2 separate regions of the Homo sapiens genome follow, and region 1 is linked to region 2. Evidence: chromatin contacts called from ENCODE POLR2A ChIA-PET data. All regions are on one chromosome and are shown on one strand. Each heading gives the region's core, a stretch centred on a gene start or an enhancer-like site at or near the end of the contact. The rest is flanking DNA. Distances are from core to core; before and after follow the strand shown. Region 1 holds the start of CRX (cone-rod homeobox). Region 2 has its middle 12 kb from the start of BICRA-AS2.

The links. ChIA-PET counts read pairs that join two places held with the same protein, here RNA polymerase II (POLR2A).
Region 1: POLR2A ChIA-PET joins it to region 2 with 11 read pairs in endothelial cell of umbilical vein. The contact joins the promoter of CRX here to the enhancer-like site in region 2. POLR2A ChIA-PET finds 5 or more read pairs at or near these places in 3 of 52 experiments (A673, AG04449 and endothelial cell of umbilical vein).

The regions. Positions count from the first base shown.
Region 1 is chr19:47,818,202-47,823,545 of GRCh38, forward strand. It overlaps CRX (cone-rod homeobox), which reads left to right and starts at 3,736. Exons shown (of 4, transcript NM_000554.6): 1 at 3,736-3,809. It also overlaps a transcript of TPRX1 not described here.
Region 2 is chr19:47,593,892-47,599,871 of GRCh38, forward strand. No RefSeq gene overlaps it. Among named protein-coding and RNA genes, the nearest start is that of BICRA-AS2, 12 kb to the right of the region's middle. Within about 2 kb of position 4,645, at least 27 of the 41 ENCODE cell types and tissues checked have a DNase peak (open chromatin) inside an H3K27ac peak, as active enhancers do; they include A673 and endothelial cell of umbilical vein, where a contact is called at or near this core.

The sequences.
Region 1 (5,344 bases), core at 2,486-4,985, 220 kb after region 2:
CATCCATCACCCATCCATCCATCCATCCATCCACCCATCCATCACCCATCCATCCATCCATCCATCCATCCATCCATCACCCATCCATCCATCCATCCACCCATCCATCACCCATCCATCCATCCATCCATCCATCCATCATCCATCCATCCATCCATCCATCCATCATCCATCACCCATCCATCCCTCCATCCATCCATCCATCCATCCATCCCTCCGTCCATCCATCCATCCATTTCTTTCACATTTATTGAACACACACTTACTGCTGTGTGTCTGGGACAGTCCTAGGTACTGGGAATACAGCTGAGAACAAGACAGACAGGGCCCCATCCTCCTGACAAGGGCAGACAAGAAACAAGATGTCAGTAAGAGTTTTGCAAAAGATTAAATAGGATGAATGTGTTAGGGAGCTAAGGGGGTGCAGGTATGAGGAGCACCCCCATCCTGCAGTAGAGCCTGGAGTGAAACTCATCAACAACCTGATCCAAGGATCCTCCAGTATTCCATACATCTTCAGACTGTCCCCAGAATTTAACCCCACTTTTTTTGTTTATTATACTTTAAGTTCTAGGGTACATGTGCACAACGTGCAGGTTTGTTACATATGGATACATGTGCCATGTTGGTTTGCTGCACCCATTAACTCATCATTTACATTAGGTATTTCTCCTAATGCTATTCCTCCCCCTGCCCCCCACCCCACAACAGGCCCCTGTGTGTGATGTTCCCCACCCTGTGTCCAAGTGTTCTCATTGTTCAATTCTCACCTATGAGCGAGAGCATGCGGTGTTTGGTTTTCTGTCCTTGTGATAGTTTGCTCAGAATGATGGTTTCCAGCTTCATCCATGTCCCTGCATAGGACATGAACTCATCCTTTTTTATGGCTGCATAGTATTCCATGGTGTATATGTGCCACATTTTCTTAATCCTTAACCCCACTTTTTCCAGCTGCAATCATGTGCATTACAATAAGTCTCAAAGTCAGGTAGCGTAAGTTCTCCAACTCGTTTTATTTTTCCAAGACTGCTTTGATTATTCTAGATCATTTATATTCCATAGCAACTTCAGAATCAGTTTGACAATCAATTTCTACAGAAAAATCCTGATGAGATTCTGATTGGGATTGCAGTAAATCTAAAGATTAGTTTGAGAAGAATTGACCTCTTAATAACATTGAGTCTTCTAAACCATGAACATGGTATAGTTCACTATTGACTTGAGTCTCCTTTAATTTCTTCCAGCAGTGCTTTATATTGTTTCAGTAGGATAATGATCTGATAGAAGAGATGACAGGACTTATGGATGGATTGGATGTAAGTGGTGAGGAGAAAGGGGTTAGGGGCCAGGCTGAGTGCCCAGATTTCTGCCTGAGCCACTGGGTGGAGATGAGAAGGAAAGCAAGTTGCCTCAGAAGACCTAGCTCAGAGAAGAAGTGCTTGGATTTGATTTCAGCTTACTTGATCCCAGGGCCATGTGCAGGACCAGCTGAAACCCACCTCTCTGTACCCCCACCCCTGGAAGGACTCTGGATCCAGGAGCCAACCAGTACCCAGATTCCCCAGGGCAGGTGATTTAAGAGTTGCTGACACCTTCTCTGTCCCGCTGGAAGTTATTTTCTCCTCCCTCTCCCTGTACAGCTGACCTTCCTTCCCTGCTGCAGGGCCAGGGGGTCTGTTCCAGGACTGGATTCTCCCATCAGGAGCCTCTGGACTGGTCGCCGAGGGTCAGACGGCCCCTCCCTCTCTTGCTGTCATCCCTGGCTCTTCAAGCTAATGAGACCTGTCCTGATTCCTCAGCCAGGCCTGTAGCCTTAATCTCTCCTAGCAGGGGGTTTGGGGGAGGGAGGAGGAGAAAGAAAGGGCCCCTTATGGCTGAGACACAATGACCCAGCCACAAGGAGGGATTACCGGGCGTGTGTGTGTGTGTGTGTGTGTGTGCTTGCGTGCGTGTTTGGGTGCACGGGGAAGTGAAACAGACCCGTGTGGGACCCAGGAGCTCAGGGACATATTAATATCTAGAGAGACAGACGAGAGGAGAGAGACACAAAGAGGGCCAGAGACCAGGAAAATCAGAAATACAGAGCAACAGAGGTACCAAGACAGGGAGAAGGACAGAAATGAAAGGAAATCCTCCCAGCTACTCGGGAGGCTGAGGCAGGAGAATTGCTTGAACCGGGGAGGTGGAGGTTGCAGTGAGCCGAGATGGTGCCACTGCACTCCAGCCTGGGTGACAGAGCAAGACTCTGTCTCCAAACAAAAACAAAACAAAACAGAAATGAAGGGCAATCCAGGGAGAGGGGAAGCAAGAATCAGAGAGAGAGAGAGAGAGAGAGAGAGACAGGGAAAAAGAGAAGGAGGAACAGAGATTGGAGCTGCAGAGGATAAGCGAGGACAGAGGGACAGAGATGAGGCTGGAGTTACAGGGACAGGTGGACAGGCAGAAAGACAGCAAAGGGAGGGACAGACAGACAGGAACAGAAGGACATGGAGGCTGAGGGAGAGGGGAGAAAGAGCAAGATAGACAGGGAGACACAGAGAAAAAGAATAAGAGAGACCAAGGGGATAATGCAGGTTTATCAACAGAGACAGGGACGGAGAGGAGCAGATGGAGAATGAAAGAGTGGTATTCAGGAAAGTAGGCAGAAATGCCACAGCCTAAGGCCCACAGGAAAAGAAACTGAGGTACAGAGAAGCCAGACAAAGACCAATGGTGTGTAGAGAGATGGTGAGTGCTGGGTTTGTTGGCTCACGCCTGCAATCCCAGCACTTTGGGAGGCCGAGGTGGGAGGATTGCTTGAGGCCAGGAGTTTGAAGCCAGCCTGGGCAACATAGAGCGACTCCATCTCTACGAAAATAAAAAAATTAGCTGGGCATCGTGGTATGTGCCTGTAAAGTCTCAGCTACTGGGGAGGCTGAGGAGGGAGGATCCCTTGAGCACAGGAGGTCAAGGCTGCAGTGAGCTGTGATCATGCCACTGCACTCCAGCCTGGGCGACAGAGTGAGACCCTGTCTCAACCAAAAAAAAAAAAAAGGAAAAAAAAAAGAAAAAAATCCCAAACCCCAAACTCCACCAAAAACAGAAAAACAAAACACCCTTTCTAATAAGTCTGCCTATTTTCAGTGCTGGAAGCAGCCCCTGCCACCTCCGCCCCCAAAAAGAGGAGAATATCATGTCTGACAACACAGAGACAGAGAGGCCACAGACAAGACTTGACCAAGTCAAAGAGAGAGAAACAGGGGAAACTGAGGCAGAAACCGAGACCAATGAGGCACTACAGAGATAAACTAGCTGTCGGACAGACTGTTGTGGAGAGAAAGGGGGACCCAGGAGAGGGATCCCGAAAGCTCCGTGCCTCTCTTTTTTCAGACGATCTCTCAGGACCATCTGACAGTGCTCTCCTTCCTCTTTGATGCCTCTCTCTTGGGATACTAGCTGAAGCTGGAGAGACACCAGTTAGACCTAAGGAAGGACTTCCCTGAGGAGTAGGGGCTTATGGTCACCGGCAGGAGCTGGGGCCTCCCTTCCCCATCAGCCCTAATTGCCAAGATGTCATGGGGGGAAGAGGAGGGGATTAAGCAGACGGGTGCCCCTCCCCCTCCCAGCCAATGTCACCTCCTGGTGCCCAGTCGAGTCCCCCACCTTGGCCGGGATTACCCTCCGAGTTCCAGGCCATGACAAATGACATCACTCCCGGCCCAGGCTTAAAATCTCCCCATGTGAGGGGATGTGTTTCCTTCAGCCTCTGCTGTCTGGCCGCTCTGTCTAGGTCCTGGGCCACGGGAGAGCCCCGTCCCTCCTTTCTGAAGGTGAGCGTCTGCAGGAGAGGCGGAGGGGACCGAGGAGGGGAGAAAAAAGAGAGGGGAGAAGTTGGGTTTATCTTATTCGTGGCTGTGTTTGCCGTGCTCTGCAGGTGATGTTTGCTGAATAGTCACACACAAAACAGAGGTGCCGTCCTGGCATTTGTGGAAACGGGGCTAGGCTGTGATTGCAGCAGGAGGGAGTAAGGTTAGACAGCAGGGACTGGCTGATGGCACTCGGGGCATTGGGAGGATTCAGGGTGGCTTGTGGGCAAGGGGGTCCCCTCAAGCCCTGACGGCATCCGGGGTTGGGGGCTTCTCACCGTGGTTCTAAGGCAACTCCTCAGCATACCGCTCTGTTGGATGTTCTTTAAAACTCTTAGCACTGCCTGAAATTTTCATTTGCGCGATGATCCACAAATGGCCTGTCTCCCTCCCTTGTTGAGCACTGATTTTTCCCCAGTGCCCAGCGTGTGGTTGGGATTTGCCTAAATATGTGTTGCATAGATGGATGGATGAATGACAGACAAGGGACGGAACAGACATATACGCAGAGAGCCCAGGTCTGTGGCTGCAACAGGAAGAACTCCGGGTGGACTTGGGCCTGCCCGAGAGAGCCAGGAATGTGATGACTGGGGATCACTGTGCTGGTGAATTGATCACTTAGGGCCTCAATGCACCCAGAGGCTCTGGCTTTCAGCCCAGGCTCTACTTCGGGACTGGGGAATCCTCACGCCCCCGCCCTCTTAGCTTCCAGCACAGTCACTCTCTCTGATCTTCTTTCTGCAAAGTTTTTTTTTGTTTGTTTTTGAGATGGAGTCTTGCTCTGTTGCCCAAGCTGGAGTGCAGTGCCACGATCTCCACTCACTGCAACCTCTACCTCCTAGGTCCAAGGAGTCCATCCACCTCAGCCTCTTGAGTAGCTGGAATTACAGGCGCGTGCCCCCATGCCCAGCTATTTTTTGTATTTTTAGTAGAGATGGGGGGTCTCTCCATGTTGTCCAGGCTGGTCTCGAACTCCTGACCTCAAGTGATCAGCCCGCCTGAGCCTCCCAAAGTGCTGGGATTATGGGTATGAGCCTCTGCGCCCAGCCGGTCTCCTGCAAAACTCTTGATTGACACCTTGTTTCCCGTCTGCCCCTGTCAGGAGGGCTGAGGCCTTGTCTGTCTTGCTCTCGGCTGTATTCCCAGTGCTTGGGTCAGTCCTAGACACACAGTGAGTGCTCAGTGAATATGCAGGGAATGAATGAATGAATGAAGGGCAGAAGGGTAGAAGCAGGTAGACAGACTGCCACAGAGAGGAGGTGTGATGCGGTTTTCCCAAAAGGAACGAGCGAGGGCTGTGATTGCCACAGAGTGAGGTCCGACTTCAGGGCTGCCCACTGTGTGTGAATTTCTGGATGCTTCAGGGATCACATTGTTGATCACGGAGTTGATTTGCTCAGGCTCTAACTGTGCCGTGGATCCCAGCTTCCCCCAGGTCTCATGGCCGGCAGTGGGTGCATCCACCCAGCTCCTTGTCCCCGCTGGACAGAGGAGCCAAC
Region 2 (5,980 bases), core at 3,395-5,894:
GTGTCCCCTGGGGGGAGAAGATCCCCCTCATATCTAGTGACAGAGCGTGTTGTGAGTGTGTCGTGGGACAAACTGTTTGTGTATTCCTCTATTCTCAGAATTCCCTGCACTGTCTTTTCCTAACAATTCCTCTTTATCCTCCTCCTCCTCCAGGAAGCCTTCCCAAACCCCAGGCTGGGTCAGGTGCCTGCTCTGAGCTCCCACATCCCCAGGACTCACTCCCCCTATCCACTTTAGGGAGAAGTCTGTAACCTCCACAGACCCGAGAGTTCCACGAGGTAGACCCCAGGGTCTCCCAGTAACCGCCACAGAGCAGATACCGACAAACACTCATTGCATTGACCTAACCTCACTCCACCACCATCTCCCCAGACCTCTCGGTTCTTGCCTTCCACCAGCCCCTCACCAACCATTTTTGGCTCTTCTCCTTGCCTATGCTGCTGCCATATGTATGATTTTTTATTTTACTTAATTTAATTTAATTTATTTATTTAAGGTGGAGTCTTACTCTGTCACCTAGGCTGGAATGCAGTGGGGCCATCTTGGCTCACTGCAACCTTCACCTCCCAGGTTCAAGCGATTCTCCTGCCTCAGCCTCCCCAATAGCTGAGACTACAGGCACACACCACCACACCCAGCTAATTTTTTTCTCTCTCTTTTTTTTTTTTTTGTTGTTGTTGAGACGGAGTCTTGCTCTGTTGCCCACACTGGAGTGCAGTGGTGTGATCTCGGCTCACTGCAAGCTCCACCTCCCGGGTTCACACCATTCTCCTGCCTCAGCCTCCCAAGTAGCTGGGACTACAGGCGCCTGCCACCACGCCCGGCTAATTTTGTTTTATATTTTTAGTAGAGACGGGGTTTCACTGTGTTAGCAAGTATGGTCTCGATCTCCTGACCTCGTGATCCGCCCACCTCAGCCTCCCAAAGTGCTGGGATTACAGGAGTGAGACACCGTGCCCAGCCACGCCCAGCTATTTTTTTTTTTTTTTTTTTTGTATTTTTAGTAGAGACGGGATTTTGCCATGTTGTCCAGGCTGATCTCGAACTCCTGATCTCAAGTGATCCACCTGTCTCAGCATCCCAAAGTGCTGGGATTATAGGTGTGAGCCACCGTGCCTGGTCTGTATTATTTTTTATTTTTATTTATTTAATTATTATTATTTGTTTTTGAGATGAAGTTTCACTCTTGTTACCCAGGCTGGAGTGCAATGGTGTGATCTTGGCTCACCACAACCTTCGCCTCCCAGGTTCAAGCAGTTCTCCTGCCTCAGCCTCCCAAGTAGCTGGGATTACAGGGATGCACTACCACGATCGGCTAATTTTGTATTTTTAGTAGAGATGGGGTTTCATCATGTGGGTCAGGGTGGTATCCAACTCCTGACTTCAGGTGATCCACCCACCTCGGCCTCCCAAAGTGCTGGGATTACAGGTGTGAGCCATCACACCCAGCCTTATTTCCCACGCCGAGACAGAGTCTTGCTCTGTCGCCCAGGCTAGAGTGCAGTGGCAACATCTCGACTCACTGCAAACTCCGCCTCCCGGGTTCAAGCAATTCTCCTGCCTCAGCCTCCCGAGGAGCTGGGATTGCAGGCATGTGCTACCAGGCCCAGCTAATTTTTGTGTTTTTAGTAGAGACGGGGTTTCACCATGTTGGCCAGGCTGGTCTCGAACTCCTGACCCCGTGATCTGCCTGCCTCTGCCATCCAAAGTGCTGGGATAACAGGCGTGAGCTACTGAGCCCAATCAATTTTTAAAAATCATATATACTCAACACCTTTGCTTTTAAAAAACCCTTAAGCATTTTTTAAAATACAATTTTGTTTTATTTCAGATGGAGTCTTGCTGTTGTCGGCCTGGGCTGGAGTGCAATGGCGCGATCTCAGCTCACTGCAACCTCTGCCTCCTGGGTTCCAGCAATTCTCCTGCCTCACCCTCCCGAGTAGCTGAGATTACAGGCGCCTGCCACCACACCCGGCTAATTTTTGCATTTTTAGTAGAGACAGGGTTTCACCATGTTGGCCAGGCTGGTCTTGAACTCCTGACCTCAGGCGATCCACTCACCTTGGCCTCCCAAAGGGCTGGGATTCCAACTATGAGCCACCGAGCCCGGCCTATTTTTTCCTCTTTTGATCGTGATGATTCTAGTGGGTGTGAGGTTGTATCTCATTGTGGTTTTGACTTCCATTTCCCTAATACTGATGACTGAGCATCCTTTCCTGTGTTTCTTGGCCATTTCCTCACCACCTTCTGCAAGCTGACCTCAGCCCTCACCACCTCACTGAACCATCATTTCCACCTTCACCAGTCCAGTGGTTTATCTTAATTTCCCTTCTTTTCTCTCTCAGCAACTTTGGACACTTCCTCCCTCGCCAGCCATTCTTGGTCTTCGTCTTCCTTTTCTGGAGAGAAATGTAAGAACTTAGGCCAGTTAGTTAACTTCTCTGTGCCTCGGTTCTTCATCTGTGAAATGAAGATGACAACAGCTCCTACTTCAAGGTTGCTGTGAAGATTCCATCAGCTAATGTATGTAAAGGGCTCAGAAGTGTTGGGAGGCCTTGGCCAGGCGCGGTGGCTCACGCCTGTAATTCCAGCACTTTGGGAGGCCGAGGCGGGTGGATCACGAGGTCAGGAGTTCAAGACCAGCCTGGCCAAGATGGTGAAACCCTGTCTCTACTAAAAATACAAAAAATTAGCCGGGTGTGGCAGCGGGCGCCTGTAATCCCAGCTACTCGGGAGGCTGAGGCAGAGAATTGCTTGAACCTGGGAGGTGCAGGTTGCAGTGATCGAAGATCGTGCCACTGCACTCCAGCCTTGGCAACAGACCAAGACTCCGTCTCAAAAAAAAAGAAGTGTTGGAAGGCCCAGGCAGGCGCATCATTGGAGCCCAGGAGTTTGAGTCCAGTCTGGGCAACATGGTGAAACCCTGTCTCTACAAAAAATACAAAAATTAGTCAGGTGTGGTGGTGTGTGCCTTTATTCCCAGCTAGCCAGGAGGCTGAGGTAGGAGGATTGCTTGAGGCCAAGGGGTTGAGGCTGCAGTGAACTATGATTGCCTGTAGTCCCAGCTACTCGGGAGACTGAGGCAGGAGAATTGATGGAACCTGGGAGGTGGAGGTTGCAGTGAGCTGAGATCGCGCCACTGCACTCCAGCCTGGGTGACAGACGGAGACTCTGTCTCAAAAAAATAAATAAATAGGCCAGGCGTGGTGGCTCACGCCTGTAATGCCAGCACTTTAGGAGGCTGAGTTGGGGAGATCACAAGGTCAGAAGATCGAGACCATCCTGGCCAACATGGTGAAACCCTGTCTCTACCGAAAATACAAAAATTAGGTGGGTGTGGTGGCTCATGCCTGTAGTCCCAGCTACTCTGGAAGCTGAGGCAGGAGAATTGCTTGAACCCAGGAGGCGGAGGTTGCAGTGAGCCAAGGTTGCGTCACTGCACTCCAGCATGGCGACAGTGAGACTCTGTCTCAAAATAATAAAAATAAATAAATAAATATAATTTTAGGAAAAGTCACCAGAAATTCAAAACAAAAACAAACTCCGTTGCAGAAATCGGATGTGAAAATTGTTCACTTTCATTCAGAATCTGCGGGTCGGCCAGGCGCAGTGGCTCATGCCTGTAATCCCAGCACTTTGGGAGGCTAAGGCAGGCGGATCATGAGGTCAGGAGATAGAGACCATCCTGGCTAGCACAGTGAAACCCCGTCTCTACTAAAAACACAAAAAATTAGCCAGGTGTGGTGATGGGCGCCTGTAGTCCCAGCTACTCCGGAGGCTGAGGCAGGAGAATGGCGTGAACCCGGGAGGCAGAGCTTGCAGTGAGCCGAGATCGTGCCACTGCACTCCAGCCTGGGCCACAGAGTGAGACTCTGTCTCAAAAAAAAAAAAAAAAAAAAAAAAATCTGCGGGCTGAAGCCAGGTGCGGTGGCTCATGCCTGTAATCCCAGCACTTTGGGAGGCTGAGGTGGGTGGATAACAAGTTCAAGAGATCAAGACCATCCTGGCCAACATGGTGAAACCCCGTCTCTACTAAAAATACAAAAATTAGCTGGGTGTGGTGGCACACACCTGTACTCCCAGCTACTTGGGAGGCTGAGGCAGGAGAATAACTTGAAACCAGGAGGCAGAGGTTGCAGTGAGCTGAGATCACACCACGGCACTCCAGCCTGGCGACAGAGCAAGACTCTGTCTCAAAAAAAAAAAAAAAAAAAAAAAAGAATAAACAGAATCTGCTTAAGATTCTTATATCTTTAGCTTTTAAAACAATACATCTAAAGACAGAAAACGTTTACATGGCACAGTGTAATGTGGTGATTAAGAGTATGAATTTTGGAGCAGGTGCAGTGGCTCACATCTGTAATCCCAGCACTTTGGGAGGCCAAGGCAGGAGGATCTCTTGAGCCCATGTGTTCGAGACCAGCCTGGGAAACAGGACAAGACCTCATCTCTACAGAAAAATAAAAATAGATTAGCCAAGCATGGTGGTGGCACCTGTGGTCCCAGCCACTGTGGAGGCTGAGGTTGGAGGATCACTTGGACCCAGGAAGTCAAGTGGTGAACACGTTGTTGCACTCCAGTCAGCGAGATCCCTGCTAGAAAAAAAAAAGTATAAATTTTGGAACAGGGCTGCAAATCCCTGTGCCCCCTGACTCTGACAATTTTGCAACTTCTCTATGACTCAGTTTCCGTATCAGCAGGAGGTGATATTAGCATATCCTACCTGCTAGGATTGTTGGAGGCATTCAATGAGAGCATCCAAGTACAGAAAGAAGCTCGGTTAAGCATTACTTATAACTACATTGTAAATCCCCCTCTAGCCATGGGTGACTTTTATAGCCATCTGAACAATGTTTCACAAACCCTGTAGTAAAAAGGGGATGATCCGCCTGTCTCGGCCCCGCAAAGTGCAGGATTACAGGTGTGAGCCACCGCACTCAGCCGAGATCTGTTAACAGACTCCAAATCTCGACTTAGTCTCATTGCTGCAAGCGGTCTACTCATTCTCTCCTCCAGATCTTCGGGAACAGAGTAATAATAAAAATCAAAACCCAGCCAGCTCTTCCTCTGTCAGTGGTGTTGACCAGCAGAGACCGCTTCCCTTCTTAAAGGGGCCTTTCCTAGTTTCGACTTTCTCTTCTCTTTCCTAAGATGGCCTGGTGCGTTTCTCCTGTCACCCTCCCCCAAGCATAGCCAAGGAAGCGGCCCCTCCCACATAGTTGGAATGTTAAATATCTCAGTGATGACTACAAGGCTTAAAGCAACAAATAAATAAAGCCACTCTTGAGTCAGAATATTTTATTTGGTGGTGCATGAGTAACAATACCCGATAAATGAAGACACATTCTTAGCGTGTTCTCTATCCCCCAAACGCTGCGGGGTGCAGGGGCTGCGGGGGCTGCAGGTGGGAGGTCCACAGCCTCTAGGGCAGGAGCTCTAGGGCAAGAGCAGGAGCAAAGGGACATGTGGATGAAAACGGGAAATTCTCAGAATTTGTGTATTTATTGGATTTTTTGTGTGTATTTCTTTGAATGTTTTTGTGTATTTGATTTTTTTGTGTGTGCACGTATTTGAATATTTTGTGTGTATTTTTTTGAATAGGTGACACTAGGCTCAAACTTTACAAAGGTAGAAAAAGACCTAACATCCACCCACCCCTGTTTCCCCACGGAAAACTGCTGTGACCAGTTTGCTTTTTTTTTTTTTTTCCCTAGACAAAGTCTCGCTCTGTCACCCAGGCTGGAGTGCAGTAGCGGCTCACCGCAACCTCCGCCTCCCAGGATCAAGCGATTCTCCTTGCTCAGCCTCCCGAGTAGCTGGGATTACAGGCGCGCGCCACCATGCCCGGCTAATTTTTTGTATTTTTAGTAGAAATGGGGTTTTGCCATGTTGGCCAGTCTGGTCTCGAACTCCTGACCTCATGTGATCCGCCCGCCTCGGCCTCCCAAAGACCTGGGATTACAGGCGTGAGCCACCGCGC